5 separate regions of the Homo sapiens genome follow, and regions 1, 2, 3 and 4 are each linked to region 5. A link is a contact called in ENCODE Hi-C or POLR2A ChIA-PET data. All regions are on one chromosome and are shown on one strand. The core of a region is the stretch at or near the end of the contact, and the rest is flanking DNA. Distances in the headings are between cores, read along the strand shown.

What was found. Hi-C counts contacts between places; a loop is a spot of excess contacts on that map. ChIA-PET counts read pairs that join two places held with the same protein, here RNA polymerase II (POLR2A). Pooled maps may share reads with other maps.
Region 1: a loop to region 5 is called in a pooled map, with 17 times the contacts of the local background. The contact joins the promoter of SUGP2 here to the promoter of MPV17L2 in region 5. A Hi-C loop is called at or near these places in 2 of 37 single-sample maps with no recorded cell type and 7 of 50 pooled maps.
Region 2: a pooled map shows a loop between it and region 5 (18-fold over the local background). The contact joins the promoter of RFXANK here to the promoter of MPV17L2 in region 5. A Hi-C loop is called at or near these places in 1 of 168 maps with a recorded cell type or tissue (naive thymus-derived CD4-positive, alpha-beta T cell) and 9 of 50 pooled maps. POLR2A ChIA-PET finds 5 or more read pairs at or near these places in 1 of 52 experiments (activated naive CD8-positive, alpha-beta T cell).
Region 3: a pooled map shows a loop between it and region 5 (6-fold over the local background). The contact joins the promoter of BABAM1 here to the promoter of MPV17L2 in region 5. A Hi-C loop is called at or near these places in 5 of 50 pooled maps. POLR2A ChIA-PET finds 5 or more read pairs at or near these places in 2 of 52 experiments (HEK293 and activated CD8-positive, alpha-beta memory T cell).
Region 4: a loop to region 5 is called in a map of B cell, with 16 times the contacts of the local background. The contact joins the promoter of TMEM161A here to the promoter of MPV17L2 in region 5. A Hi-C loop is called at or near these places in 1 of 168 maps with a recorded cell type or tissue (B cell) and 5 of 50 pooled maps. POLR2A ChIA-PET finds 5 or more read pairs at or near these places in 1 of 52 experiments (Caco-2).

What each region holds. Positions count from the first base shown.
Region 1 is chr19:19,032,230-19,034,939 of GRCh38, forward strand. It overlaps SUGP2 (SURP and G-patch domain containing 2), which reads right to left and starts at 1,288. Exons shown (of 11, transcript NM_001017392.5): 1 at 1,208-1,288. ARMC6 (armadillo repeat containing 6) reads left to right here and starts at 1,374. Exons shown (of 9, transcript NM_001199196.2): 1 at 1,374-1,701; 2 at 1,902-2,009. The coding sequence starts at 1,981. RefSeq lists an enhancer at 20-521 and silencers at 448-527, 948-1,377.
Region 2 is chr19:19,190,910-19,193,609 of GRCh38, forward strand. RFXANK (regulatory factor X associated ankyrin containing protein) reads left to right here and starts at 1,349. Exons shown (of 10, transcript NM_003721.4): 1 at 1,349-1,645; 2 at 2,051-2,191. BORCS8-MEF2B (BORCS8-MEF2B readthrough) reads right to left here and starts at 1,243. Exons shown (of 12, transcript NR_027308.2): 1 at 1,172-1,243. BORCS8 (BLOC-1 related complex subunit 8) reads right to left here and starts at 1,243. Exons shown (of 6, transcript NM_001145784.2): 1 at 1,172-1,243. The coding sequence starts at 1,208. RefSeq lists an enhancer at 2,126-2,215.
Region 3 is chr19:17,265,993-17,268,692 of GRCh38, forward strand. It overlaps BABAM1 (BRISC and BRCA1 A complex member 1), which reads left to right and starts at 1,451. Exons shown (of 9, transcript NM_014173.4): 1 at 1,451-1,535. RefSeq lists enhancers at 501-960, 1,221-1,720, 1,228-1,939.
Region 4 is chr19:19,137,109-19,139,808 of GRCh38, forward strand. TMEM161A (transmembrane protein 161A) reads right to left here and starts at 1,370. Exons shown (of 12, transcript NM_017814.3): 1 at 1,318-1,370. The coding sequence starts at 1,320. RefSeq lists enhancers at 752-1,613, 1,098-1,307, 1,588-1,777 and a silencer at 1,368-1,447.
Region 5 is chr19:18,191,962-18,194,661 of GRCh38, forward strand. It overlaps MPV17L2 (MPV17 mitochondrial inner membrane protein like 2), which reads left to right and starts at 1,257. Exons shown (of 5, transcript NM_032683.3): 1 at 1,257-1,507; 2 at 1,903-2,073. The coding sequence starts at 1,321. RefSeq lists a silencer at 782-961 and an enhancer at 1,352-1,401.

The sequences.
Region 1 (2,710 bases), core at 38-2,537, 840 kb after region 5:
CTAACTGCAACCTCCGCCTCCTGGACTCAAGCAATTCTCCTGCCTCAGCCTCCTGAGTAGCTGGGATTACAGGAGTCCGCCACCGCATCCGACTAATTTTTATATTTTAGGTAGAGATGGAGTTTCACCATGTTGGCCAGGCTGGTCTTGAATTCCTGACCTCAAGTGATTCGCCCGCTTCGGCCTCCCAAAGTGCTGGGATTCCAGGCCGTGAGCCACTGCGCCTGGCCCAGGATCACTCTTTTCCCATTCACAGACTCAGCAGGGCACAGAGGCTCTGAGAACTTCCTTCCCTTCTAAAAGAAGCCTCTTGACAGTGAGTGGCGGGACCCCCAACCAATGACAATGAACTAGTGACAGTTCATTCTGCGCTGGGTCCTTGCGCGATCTCCCAACCACCCACTGAAGAGGCGGGTCCTGTTATGAATGACATTAGGGTGAGGAGGCAAAGGGAGACAGACTCAACGACCCATTCAAGACCAGACAGCCCAGATTTGAACCTGGCAAAAAGGGTATTCGTGCATCCAAAGCCCCGAAGAATGAGTAAAAAGATTAAGCAACATTTTGGGGTCCAGGGGCTGCATCCTTAACCATCAAGATATCCCGCTTCGCAAAACCTCCAACTTCAAGAGACAACCCGTAGGGTCCATTTCCCATCACGATCACCGCCTCCCCCACCCGCCTCCCCCAGTCCCATCCTTCAGCCCTTTTCCCGGGGCGCCCCCTTGTTCTCTGCTGGCAAAGGGCAGGGTTCCCGGGTCAGGTGACCCAGGTTCAAATCACACGATTCTAAGCTTTCTGTGCTTCCGTTTCCCCACCTATGGAATGGGCAGCCAGTAAAGGGGCTGGTGTGGGGGCTGAACCGGTTCTAAAGAGGGCAAGGGCCCGATGCAGCGCTGGGCGCCGTTATCTCCTCCCGAGCGGGGGCCGCTCCGAGTTCGGGAGGAATGAATGAACGACTGAACCAATGAGCCTTTGTGGACGCGGCCCGCCGTCTCCCGGCCTCTGCGGGCGAGGAAATGGGGGCGCCGGGCCCGGGAGGCCGCAGCCGGCCACCCAGGCCAACCCGGCGGGGACGCGGCCGCCGCCGCAGCCAGAGGGCCGAGCCTGCGACGCCATCACGGAGCCCGGGGCGGGCCCCCAAGGCCGAGCCCGAGCTTCCCACCCCGGGAGCCACCCACCGACGACGCCAGGGCCCGGGCCTCACCCCGAGACCACCGCGCGCGGAGCCACCCCCGCCGCCGCCTCAGGCTCCTCACCCGCCGCCGCCGCCGCGCGAGGCGGGGACATGCAAATGAACCAACGGTCTCCGCAGCGCCGCGCCGCGCAGGCGCAAGCCGCCGCCGAGTCCTGGTGCGCAGGCGCGGGCCGCCGCGGCCCGGCTCTCTTGCGCAAGCGCGCTGTCCGCTTCTTCTGGGCGGACGCTCTGGAGGCAAAACATTTCCCTGCTGGGGGCGGCGACCACCGTGAGCGTCCCGGAAGGGGCGGCAAAGACGCCTCCGTCGCGCACGAGGTGGCCTCGTTGGCTTTACCTTGGTTCGCGGTCGTCCTTGGTTATCGTGAGCGTCCGCGAGTCTCTGGGAGGCCAAGCCTAGGGGCGCCACAGCGCCTGCGCGCGTACGGCGGCCGGAAGGGGCTAGAGGCGGCTCCCTGGGTGACAACCGCGCGCCCCACCTTTCCCCACGTGGCCGCGAAGACCGGGTGAGACGCTGCGGCTGCCGAGGCCTGTCCCGCGCGGAGTGGGGAGTGGGGGTGCCGCAGGGTCGGGCTGGCGCGACCCTCGGGTACGTGGTTTGGGGGGAAAAAAAAAATGAAAGAATTTTACAGAAGCCGCCTGGGGACAAAATCCTCGGCTTCCCTGGCATTCGCTTTATTTTCATTCATTTTATTTATTCATTCAGCACCTGTGCACTGAGTGCCTGCTGCGTGTCGGGCCCCGTCCTAGGCAGTGGGGACAAGGAGGCTACAGGGTACAAATAAATGAGTGAACGATGTTGCTCTAGATACAGGTAATGGTGTGCAAATAATAACAGAGTGATGGGACGGGAAAGCAGGGCTGCTCTTTATCTAGAAGTGGTTTTGAAGGCTGTCTCTTGAGTGCTGGGAAGGATGAGAAAGGCGGGGAAGAGGAACTTGGAAGGCTTAGATAGAGAAGGTGCGGATAAGGAGGCTGGGTTTTGTTCTGAGAGGGTTGGGAAGCCACTACCGGGCTTTGAGCACGTGAGTGAGGTGGAGTCTAGGCTCTGGGAGTGGCAGGTGACGCCGCCCTTAGGGGAGGCTGGTGTTTGAACCAGAGTGGGTGTGGCTGGTAGAGGGACATGTGGATGGAGTCTTTTAGAGTCCCCAGCATGTCATGGCACACGTTTAATTTTCTTTTGAGACGGAGTCTTTCTCTGTCGCCCAGGCTAGAGTGTAGTGGCATGATCTTGACTCACTGCAACCTCCACCTCCCGGGTTCAAGGGCTTCCCCTGCCTCAGCCTCCCGAGTAGCTGGGACTACAGGTGCGCAACACCGCACCTGGCTAAATTTTGTATTTTTTTTTTTTTTGAAACGGAGTCAAAAGGAGTTCAAGCGATCTCCTGCCTCAGCCTCCTGAGTAGCTGGGATTACCGGTGTGCACTATCTTGCCTGGCCTTTTTTTTTTTTTTTGAGACGGAGTCTCGTTCTGTCACCCAGGCTGGAGTGCAGTGGCGCAATCTCAGCTCACTG
Region 2 (2,700 bases), core at 99-2,598, 1.0 Mb after region 5:
GAAAATAGGAAAAAAAAAATTCCACAAAGTTTCAAAAAGCAAAACTTCAATCTGCCCTACACGAAGCACTTCTTTGAATCCATGTGAATGAAGTGATGTGTAGGCCTGTATTATGTATTCTAGATGTGAGTAATCTAGGGTGATTTAAAGTATAGGGGATTAGCTGGGTGCAGTGGTTCACACCTGTAATCCCAGCACTTTGGGAGGCCAAGGTGGGTGGATCACTCGAGGTCAGGAGTTCGAGACTAGCCTGAGCAACAAGGTGAAACCCCGTCTCTACTAAAAATACAAAAAAATTAGCTGGGCATGGGGGTGTGTGCCTGTAATCCTAGCTACTCAGGGGGCTGAGGTTGCAGTGAGCTGAGATCCCCCCACGGCACTCCAGCCTGGGTGACAGAGCGAGACTCCGTCAAAAAAAAAAAAAATTAAAGAATTAGCCTGATGTGGTGGTGTGCACTTGTAGTCCCAGCTACTGGAGAAGCTGAGGCAAGAGGATCGCCCGCGCCAGAGAGATCGAGGCTACAGTGAGCCATGATCGCGCCACCGCACCCCAGCCTGGGCGACAGTGTGATACCTTGTCTCAAAAAAAAAAAAAAAAAAGGAAACAAGACGCACAGCGATTACTACGCCCCGGGGATTCTTCCAATGCATTACAAATATCAGGTTGTTGAGTTTTTTTTTTTTAGACAGGGTCTCACTTGTCACCCAGGCTGGGGGTGCAGTGGCACGACCGTAGCCCACTGCAGTGCAGCCTTGACCTCCCGGGCTCAAGCAATCCTCCCACCTTAGCCGCCCAAGTAGCTGGGACCACAGGCGTGCGCCACCACGCCCGGCTAATTTTTGTATTTTTTTAGAGACGAGATCTCACTATGTCACCTAGGCTGGTCTCGGGCTCAAGCGATCCTCCCGCCTAGGCCTCCCAAAGTGCTGGGATTACAAAGCCACCACTCCCAGCCTCAGCTACTGAATTCTTGAAACAATCCTGGGGGGACCGGTAATTAAAGCAGACACGGAGCCTTTCTACAGGTTTCAAAACTAGTCAGCGGCAGAGCTGGGATTGGACGGCAGTTCAATCACTGCTCCTCGCACGGTCCCTCCGCGCCCGGCCTTTGTCAGGCCGCCCCTCCACAAGTTACCGGCCCCCTCTGTCCCGCCCGCAGGCCCGCACCACCTTTCTTCCCCTTGAGCTGCATCTCCGGCTCCTCCATAGCGACCGCGGCCGAGCGAACCGGGAAACGGCACCGGAAGCCCGGAGGTTGGGACGCCCGCCTAAGCCTTCCCTGCTGAAACCGGACGCCGCACGGCTCCTGTTCCGGTGTCAGAGGGCCCGCCCTCCCCGCTCCTCAGTCTTTGCGGACAAGAAAGGGGCTGTGTGAGACGCAGGGAAGGAGGCACACCCGGGGGTGGCGCAGTGAGGAGGGGGCGCGACGGCCAGGAGGCTGGTGGAGCGACACCCAGGCAGGAGAGGGGGAAGAACTCTCTCCCTTTCTGAACCCCCTTTTCCTTGAGAGACGAGTTGGGGGAGTCCTCCACGCATTACCCACTCGGGCCGCAAAAACTCCCTTCTTTAGCCCTCTGCCCCCGCCCTTGCTTATAAGCCTTTGAGACCGCAGAAGGGACCTTGTTGTGGAACGGGACGGCCAAGGTACGCTGCCCCTTTAAGTTCCAGACGCCCCGCGTACTTCCCCTACTTCTTCTTCTTGAGATAGCCCCGCCCATCTACCCGAAGCCGGAGCCAATTGGCTCCCTCTGGAAAAATCTGTGGGCAGGGTAAAGGTGAGCGGGCGCAGGCGTAGTGAAATTCTCAGAGCCCTTTAGGCCCCGCCCATTCCCTCCGAGTCGGTGAGGAGGGGAAAAGAAGGCGCAGGCGCAACTGCCCTCCCAGGACCCCAGCGGAACCCACGCCCTCCCCTAAGTCTTAAAGGGCCAGAGGCAGCACTTACTGCCCGGGCCCTTCCTCACTTTTGGGGGGCGGGGGTGCGCAAGCGCAGTGGGGGAGCTCTGGGGTGGGGGTAGCGGTCGAGTATCAAGTTGCTTTCTGTCCCGGCAGAGGAAGCCAGATCGCTGAGGGTCCGGTCTCCAGTTTGCCTCCTGCTATATCCATTGGAAGAGAAAAGTTTGTGACTTGGGCCCCCAAGTTTTGAGAGAACTGGGCTTTCGGCGCGGGGGGACAGAGGAGGCTCGTGGGGAGGTGAGTGGACCTCCTGGATCGATTTAGGAGGCTCGGGTGGGACTGGGACCAATCGCACCTTTGTTGAGCCGTCACTCATTATGGGGAGCCCCTCCCAACAACCATAGCGAATATTTATTGAGCTCCACGCTTAGCAGATCCCCCGATAAGCTATGTACAGACATAATTCGTTGTAGGTCTCATTTCCACATTTTGTCGTGGAGGAAACTGAGGCTCAAAGGTTAAGTCACGTGCCCAAGTTCTCACGGCCTATAAATTGAGGGATTCGAACCCAGACAGCTGACCCCAGAGCCCCGGCTTTTTTTTCCTTTCTTTTTTTTTTTTTTTTTTTTTTTTGAGACAGAGTCTTGCTCTGTCGCCCCAGCTACAGTGCAGTGGTGCGATCTCTGCTCACCGCAACCTCCACCTCCCGAGTTCAAGCAATTCTGCCTCAGCCTCCCGAGTAGCTGGGATCACAGGCGCCCGCCACCGCGCTTGGCTAATTTTTGTATTTTTAGTACAGATGGGGT
Region 3 (2,700 bases), core at 201-2,700, 930 kb before region 5:
AGCTAATTTTTTGTATTTTTAGTAGAGACGGGGTTTCACCATATTGGCCAGGCTGATCTCTAACTCCTGACCTCGTGATCCACCCACCTCAGCCTCCCAAAATGCTGGGATTATAGGTGTGAGCCACTGCCCCCAACTCCTCAGTTGTTTTTTTTTTTTTGAGGGTCAAAGAAGCCGGCCACATTGGCCAGGCTCTAATTCGAGAATAGCCGGAGGGGCTGTGTAAGGTGAGCTTTGAAGCATAAAGAACTTGCCAGAAAAGCAACAGGAGGAACAGCATTCCAGGCAGAAGGAACTTCCTGGGCAAAGGCTTAGAGCCTTCAAAGAGCCGCTCTAGGTGACACAGCGAGACTCCATCTCAAAAAAACAAAAACAAAAACGAAAAAAAAAAACACAACAAAAACCCAGCTCTACTAAAAATACTATATATATCTCAGCCGGGCCTGGTGGTGCATGCCTGTAATCCCAGCTACTTGGGAGGCTGAGGCAGGAGAATTGCTCGATCCCTGGAGGTGGAGGTTGCAGTGAGCCGAGATTGAGCCACTGCACTCCAGCCTGGGCGACAGAGCAAGACTCTTGTCTCAAAAAAATAAAAATAAATAAATAAATACTTCTGGGGCTAAGGGGGAAGTGTGCACTAAGAAGACAACGGCAGCCTGGGCGACAGAGTGAGACTCCATCTAAAAAATAAAAATAAAAAAAAAAGGAAGGAAGCCTAGGGTAGTCTGATGCGGTGGTCCTCGCCTGTAGTCCCAGCTACTTGAGCGATCGCTTGGCTGTAGTGACTAGCCATGATCGCGTGACTGCAGTCTAGTTTGGGCGACAGAGCGATACCCTGTCTCTAAAAATAAGAAAAAAAAAAGCCATGAAAAAAGAGGTAGGCTTGAAATAGGCCCGACTTAGCTTCGCTCCACCTACAGTGACCCAATAAGACCAGAGTAAGTATTTTTTGATTCATGCAAATATATGTAAAATAAGGAACAAGAATTAAGTAATTGGGAAGGGCCCTGGATGCTCAGGCCACACCCACATGGGAATACCTGCCCCACATGGAGGCTCAGGCCAGCTCCACCAATCACCAATCAGCTCCTCCTCTTTCCCTAAATCGGCCTTCTCCGTCCCTCTTAGCCTATCACATTGCAAGCTCCACCTCTATTCCACGTTTCAGCCTATCACGGTAGAAGCACTGACTATTGTAGTCTGATTCGGCCAAAAACAAAAATTCACTAATTTTTTTAATCCAATCACATTTCATACTTTGCTCCAGTGTAGCCAATCACATTCCAGGTCCCGCCGCACCCAGCTCCAGGCAGCTCTCACTCCAAACCCCACCCCCAACCCAGTTTCAGCCTATCAGTTTCCAAGTTCTTTCTAGCCTCAACCAGTTTCTGTCTCTGCTTGTTCTGCAGCCCGCTGAACTACATTTCCCAGGAGGCGTCGGGGCTGCGCCGTACAACTTCCGGCTGTAAAGATGGCGGCTTCCTAGTGAGTCGGCGGCTGATTTAGAAGGAGGTTCAGGCTACGGTGAGCCGAAGGTGGGTGGTGAAAGCGTGTGGGGCCCGTTCCTAGGGGCCCAGCTCCCTTTGCCCCAAGAGATCCAGCTCCTCGCCTTTCCTGGGGCTTCCGCCTTTATTTCTGGTTTCTCCTGCAGTGTAGCCTCCATCCTTCTTGCTGCCGCTAAAGCCTTGTTTTTCTTAGAGGTGTGGGGACTGCAAGGCGCTCAAAGACCATCTTGGGAAGCCCGTGCCTATTTCCCAGATAGACAAACTGCTCCATTCGCGTCCTGTTTCTCTCCAAGGGGAACCACAGTACTAATATTTTGCTTCTCCCTCATGCAGACACCCGCTAGGGACGAGGGTGTCCTAGAGGTTATTATTCCCTTATTCACCAAGACATTTTCAGTTTTAGGTAACAGAAAACCCTACTCAATCTGGCTTAAGGAAGAAAAGGAAGTTGGTGGCTTATAGATTGGGTCTAACAGGAGCTGGGTCCAGGTGGTCAGAATTCGATCTGCAGTTTTCTCGGTGGAGACCATTTCGCTTTTTACCGAGGCAAAAGGGGCCCCTCACAGCTCTCAACTTTATTCTACCAGCTCTGCAACTCTAATGAGAGTCTCTTTTCCTTGATGACACTGCTAGAAGTTGCAGAGCTGCCACTCAATGGCCTGATTTGGGTCATGTGCCCATCCCTGAGCCATTTTCAGTGGCCAGAGAGCTGGGATGTGCTCACTGGCCGAGTAGGGGCATGGGGCTAGCACTACGTTAAAAAAAAAAAGAGGAAAAAAGAGGGGGGACTGTTATCTTATGTCGGAGTGGCTGCTCGGCTGAGAGGTGTAAAAGGCAGCCATTCTGCAGCTGAGGAAAGTGACTCCCTAAGAGGAGTGACTCATCATCAGTAAGCGGCTCATCGCCCCTCTTCCTTCTTAGTAACCAATCTTTTTTTTTTTTTTTTTTTTGAGACGGAGTTTCGCTCTTTTTGCCCAGGATGGAGTGCAGTGGCGGGATCTCGGCTCACCGCAGCCTCCCCTCCCGGGTTCAAGCGATTCTCCTGCCTCAGCCTCCCGAGTAGCTGGGATTATCCGCATGCGCCACCACGCCCGGCTAATTTTGTATTTTTAGTTGAGACGGGGTTTCTCCATGTTGGTCAGGCTGGTCTCGAACTTCCAACCTCAGGTGATCCACCTGCCTCGGCCTCCCAAAG
Region 4 (2,700 bases), core at 120-2,619, 950 kb after region 5:
GAGACCCTAGCACTCACCCATCATCCCATACCCTTCCAGGTGGTTCAGGCCCTTCCCAGTCTCACAGTCAGCCCCCAACTTGGTTCTGCACCCTGCAGGCATAGCTAGAGACCATCCCTCCACCTCCCCACAGCTCAGCTCTCTCCTCAGCCCTCCCTGCACCCAACCACTGGAGTCTCAGAGGTCTTCCTGGACCTTTGGGCTCTTCATCAATGACCCCACCACCCCCCAAAACCCCCCAAGGGAAAAGGTGGTGGAGGGGTGCATCTCTCCACCTAAGGCTCCCAGAGGTCTGTCCAGGGATGTTCTGATGGCCCTGCCCTCCACCCAGCCTCCTGTCTCAGGGTCAGGGCTCTGCAGACATCTGCAAGAATTTTCTGGAGTCTTCCATCAGCTCCTTCTTTTCCCTTCACTGGATTTACGATTCTCGAACTCAAGAACCCTGATAAAATCAATGCAGCCTCCCTCCTCATTCCCGGGAGCCTGTGCCTTCATCTCCTACGGCGTCCTGCACCTCCGCCTGGGACGACGCCCCACTTTCAATAATTCCGGCCATCAGTGCCCTTCCTTCAGGGCCATCTCCAGCGCCCCTCCTCGGGGATGGTCCCAGGCAGAGACCCTCCAGTTCCACGTCCCTCTCTCTGCCCAGGCCGGTCCCGTCAGGGTTGTGGGAGTCCCCCATCTCCCTGCACCAGCCTGACCCCCAGGGGCTGGGCTAAGTTTTAAGAACACACTCAATAGGTTGGACCCAGAGCCGCGTGAGACCTGAAGGTTCCAACTTTCCTGTCTCCCACTCTGAGAACCTTGCCCGCCCTGAGGCCAACCAGACCTCCTGAGTCCACCTCCCACGGCCTCCCCTGCCCGTTCCACACACCCCGATATAGCAGGGACCCCCGATGGATCCTGTCGGCGCGGCCCCCACGCTCCTGCAGGACCCCCGTCCCCAGAGTGGACCCCCAACAGGACCCCACACCGCCTTAACCAGGTTCCAAATGTGCTGGGGTCCCCAGTCCCCTCTGTGGGACCACGACCCCTCAAAAGGATCCCAGACCCCTAAAAGGTCTCGAGGGCAGAATCCCCAGAACGCTTAGGGGCTTCTAGTCCCCCTGGGTACAACTCCCGCCGACTCCCTCGGAGGTCCTGTAGCGAGAGCAGGGCTCCCAGAGAGGGACACACGGCCTTCAGCGTGCCCCCGAATCCCTCAGAGCCTCCAATCCCCAAGAAGAAACCCCAATCCATTCCCTCAGTGTCTCCCTGGACCCCTTCGGCTGGACCTCGGCCCTGCAGAACCCCCCACTTCGCGGGACGCTCGCTCACCATGACGCGTGCGAGAACGCGGTGCACTCACCCACCGGCCTAGGGCTCCGGGCACTCTGCGGAAACTCGACCAATTAGAGCCCGACTCTGGTCTGACGAGCATCCCGTCCGACCAATCAGTGTGTCTTGAGCCGGCAAATCACCAGGGACGAGGAGGCCGCTCGCGTTGCATGCCGGAAATTGTAGTTCAGATACGCTGGTTCGGATCGATCAAAGTGAAGATTGTGTCTGGGAGGCCTGCGTGGCCGACCTCTCTTAAGGCTTAGTTTTCTCTTTCCTACACTTATCTCAAAGGTTTGCAGCGAAAGCATTTATTCCCACCTAAGGGACATTTCTGAGAGTAGAATTCCCTCCCCCCATCAAGAACATTCAATGGCTCCCACTTAGTAGACGAAGTACTTAGTACTCCTAAGTACTAAGTAGGCTAAGTACTCAGACTGAATTCAGACCCTTCTGCCTGACTTAAATCTGCTGCTAGCACTATTGTGCACCCTATAGTACAACTTGCACCCACCATGCTGTCTCATACCTCCAGGCCTTTGTAAATATCCTACATCTTGCAATGCCTTCAAGAATGCCTCAATCTTAAAATAAAAACAAAACAAAAGCAAAAAAGAATGCCTCAATCTTTTTCACCTGGCAAGTGCCTTATTCATCTCTATCAGCTAGGACTCTGGCTGTGCTCCACAAAATATCAACTAACATGGGTTCAAGCAAAAAAGGAAAATTTTTGGCTCATGTGACAGAAAATACTAGCCATAGTGTCAGCTTCAGGCGTGGCTGGATCAAGGACCAAATGTCAGCTTCAGGGATCTGATGTTCTTTATTTCACCGCTAGGAGGAAAGGGCTTCTGGTGTTTGTGCCCCGGTTTTGCCATTTGTCTTTCTGTGGATGAGTGTGTCTGCCTGAGTGTAGACATATATTGGGTATGACTGAGTGTCTGAGCATCTTTATGGGGGTGGGTTCCTGTGTGTGGGGCCTGAGTAATTACCTTTTCGTTTTTACATTTTATTATGTATTTGTGTATTAATTTTTTTTTTTCTTGAGACGGAGTTTCGCTCTTGTTGCCCAGGCTGGAGTGAAATGGTGTGATCTTGGCTCACCGCAACTTCCGCCTCTTGGGTTCAAGTGAGTCTCCTGCCTCAGCCTCCCGAGTAGCTGGGATTACAGGCATGCACCACCACGACTGGCTAATTTTGCATTTTTAGTAGAGATGAGGTTTCTCCATGTTGATCAGGTTGGTCTTGAACTCCCGACTTGAGGTGATCCGCCCACGTCGGCCTCCCAGAGTGCTGAGATTACAGGCGTGAGCCACCGGGCCTGGTTTATATTTTATTTTTTTAACTTTCGGCTGGCAAGTGCTGAATCCTAAGCGCACTATC
Region 5 (2,700 bases), core at 7-2,506:
AAACAATTCAGCTATGACAGGAAATATCTTCTCCATTTAAAGAGGGCATACATCCAGTAAATGACTTTGTAACTTTACTTCATCCTCTTCATTTACATAGGACGTACATTAAGTAACCAGTGAAAACCTCTAGAGGGCATTTAAACCCCAGAAAATTCTTAAACAGGTCTCTTGAGTCCGTATGCTCCACTGGCTCCCACCCTGCGGAGTGTACTTTCGTTTTCAATAAATCTCTGCTTTTGTTAAGCTTCATTCTTTCCTTGCTTTGTTTGTGCACTTTGTCCAATTCTTTGTTCAAGATGCCAAGAACCTGCACACCTTCAACAGTTAACAGCCCACAGGCAGTAGTTTGCGACTCTAGTAGAGAATGCATAGGGATTTCCATTGAAAATCATTTTTTAAGCCAGTTACGGTGGTTCACGCCTATCATCATCCCAGCACCTTGGGAGGCCAAGGCGGGTGGATCTCTTGAGGTCAGGAGTTCGAGACCAGCCTGGCTAACATGGCAAAACCCCTGTCTAGACCAAAAATACAAAATTAGTTGGGCGTGGTGGCCCGTGCCTGTAATCCCAGCTGTTTGGGAGGCTGCGACACGAGAATCGCTTGAACCCGGGAGGGAGAGGTTGCGGTGAGCCGAGATCGCGCCACCGCACTCCAGCCTGGGTGACAGAGCGAGACTCCATTTCAAAAAAAGAAAAAAAATAATTGTTCCCTACGGGAACGGTATAATTAGGATATAATTGTTTCTGGCCACAGATCACATCCCTTCTGGTTAAGTCCAGGAGAATCTGGAAATACGTAGGGCAACCAGGCCAGAAGGCGTTGTAACTGCCTAAGATTGACCAACCCTAACGCGGGAGGCGGGACGACGGTCACTGATTTGCCAGCGTGACGCCGGTCTGCGACTGGCCAGTGCCGTCCTGGGCGTGTCGGTAGGACGGGGCTGCGACGGTTTCCCATAGGCTGGCACAGAAAGGGGCGGGGAAACAAGAGTGCAACGTTACCAATCGGCATGCGGGACGTAACGCAATTCTTTTTTCCGATTGGTCCGTGAAGCTCGGGAGGTCGTTGGGGGCTCGACCTTGGGATAGAACGCCTGCCTTTTATTGGTCAATACTCTTCGGGCCGGGCAATGTGGCTCCCCGAGGCTGCCTGCGATTGGTGAACGCGTCGCGGCTCGGGGCGGACCTGCGGACTGAAGATCCTTATGCGATTGGCCGGGGAGCCGGAGGGGCGGGCAATTTGGGATCGACAGTGACTCGCGACTGGTCGGCGCGGCGAAAGCAGAGCGGCGCGCCGGTTCCTTGGTTCCTGAGGGCGATGGCGCGGGGTGGCTGGCGCCGGCTACGCCGCCTGTTATCCGCGGGGCAGCTTCTATTCCAGGGCCGCGCGCTGCTCGTCACTAACACGCTGGGCTGCGGCGCGCTCATGGCGGCCGGTGATGGCGTGCGCCAGTCCTGGGAGATCCGCGCCCGGCCCGGCCAGGTTTTCGACCCACGGCGCTCCGGTGAGGACGCCACGCTGCTTAGTCCTTCACCCCGGGCGACCTTTGATCCCGACACCCGACTGCGGGCCGTGACCCCTGACCCGTGGCCTCAGTCCCCCGCAGGACCCTTGCCCTGACCGCGCCTCTCCCCGGGTGTCTGTCTCCCCGCAGCTCTGGGTCTCCATCACCTCCCAACCCCCGGAGGTCTCTGCCCACTACCCAGGAGCCTCTGGAGCCGCGCCTCCTGGTGGGGCTTGTAGTGGAAGAATGCACGGGTGGGCTCTTCCGGTTTTCCCGGTGAGGCTGAGGCTCCGGGATGGCATTGGGCTTACCCAGGCCTTAGCCAGGGAGGGAGAGAGGGAATGGACTGAGGAACTTGCCGGCCCGACCCAGCCCCCTGACTTACACTCTTATAGCGAGCATGTTTGCGGTGGGCTGCAGCATGGGTCCCTTCCTGCACTACTGGTACTTGTCGCTGGACCGCCTATTCCCTGCGTCTGGCCTCCGAGGCTTCCCAAATGTCCTCAAGAAGGTCCTCGTGGATCAGCTGGTAGCCTCTCCATTGCTGGGCGTCTGGTACTTCTTGGGTAAGGAGCCTCCTAAGCCTAGGCTTTGCCTCTCATAGGTCGGGAGGGGTGGAGCCAGCTTTGTGTTAAGAAGGATGCAGAGGTGCATTTCCAATTTGCCCCCTGTTTGGGTCGCCCTGGACTAGGAGCCAGGTCACAGCGGGGACAGGACGGACTCGGCCGATGTGAACGCTGGCGAGTGTAGGAGGGACGAGGACTGTATCTGTTGGGGCTGCCCTGGGCGGGAGGTTGAGAGCATTTCCCAAAGAAGGGGACCACACTCAGTTGAGACATGAAGAGGGAACCAGCGGGCAGAGGGAACAGCTAATGCAAAGGCTCTGAGGCCTGAAGGAAGAGAAATTGAGGCTAGACTTAATGGGGTGCAACCGTGCCAGCCCTAGGCTCGGTAAAGACAGCGGTATTAATAGAGGAGTCTCTCATTCTCCACCTCCCAGCCCGGCTTCCTGGTCTGTGATGGAAAAGTAACACAACTCCCTCAACTTCAGGGTGTCTCCATTGGGGCACGTGTTTATATGTTTATAACCTCTCTTTCTCTCACTGGGACTGACTTGCTCTGTTTTGTCTCTACACCAGCTACCCTAATTCTCTGTCCATCCCATCTGAAAGTCCCTGTCCCTCTGCCCGGGG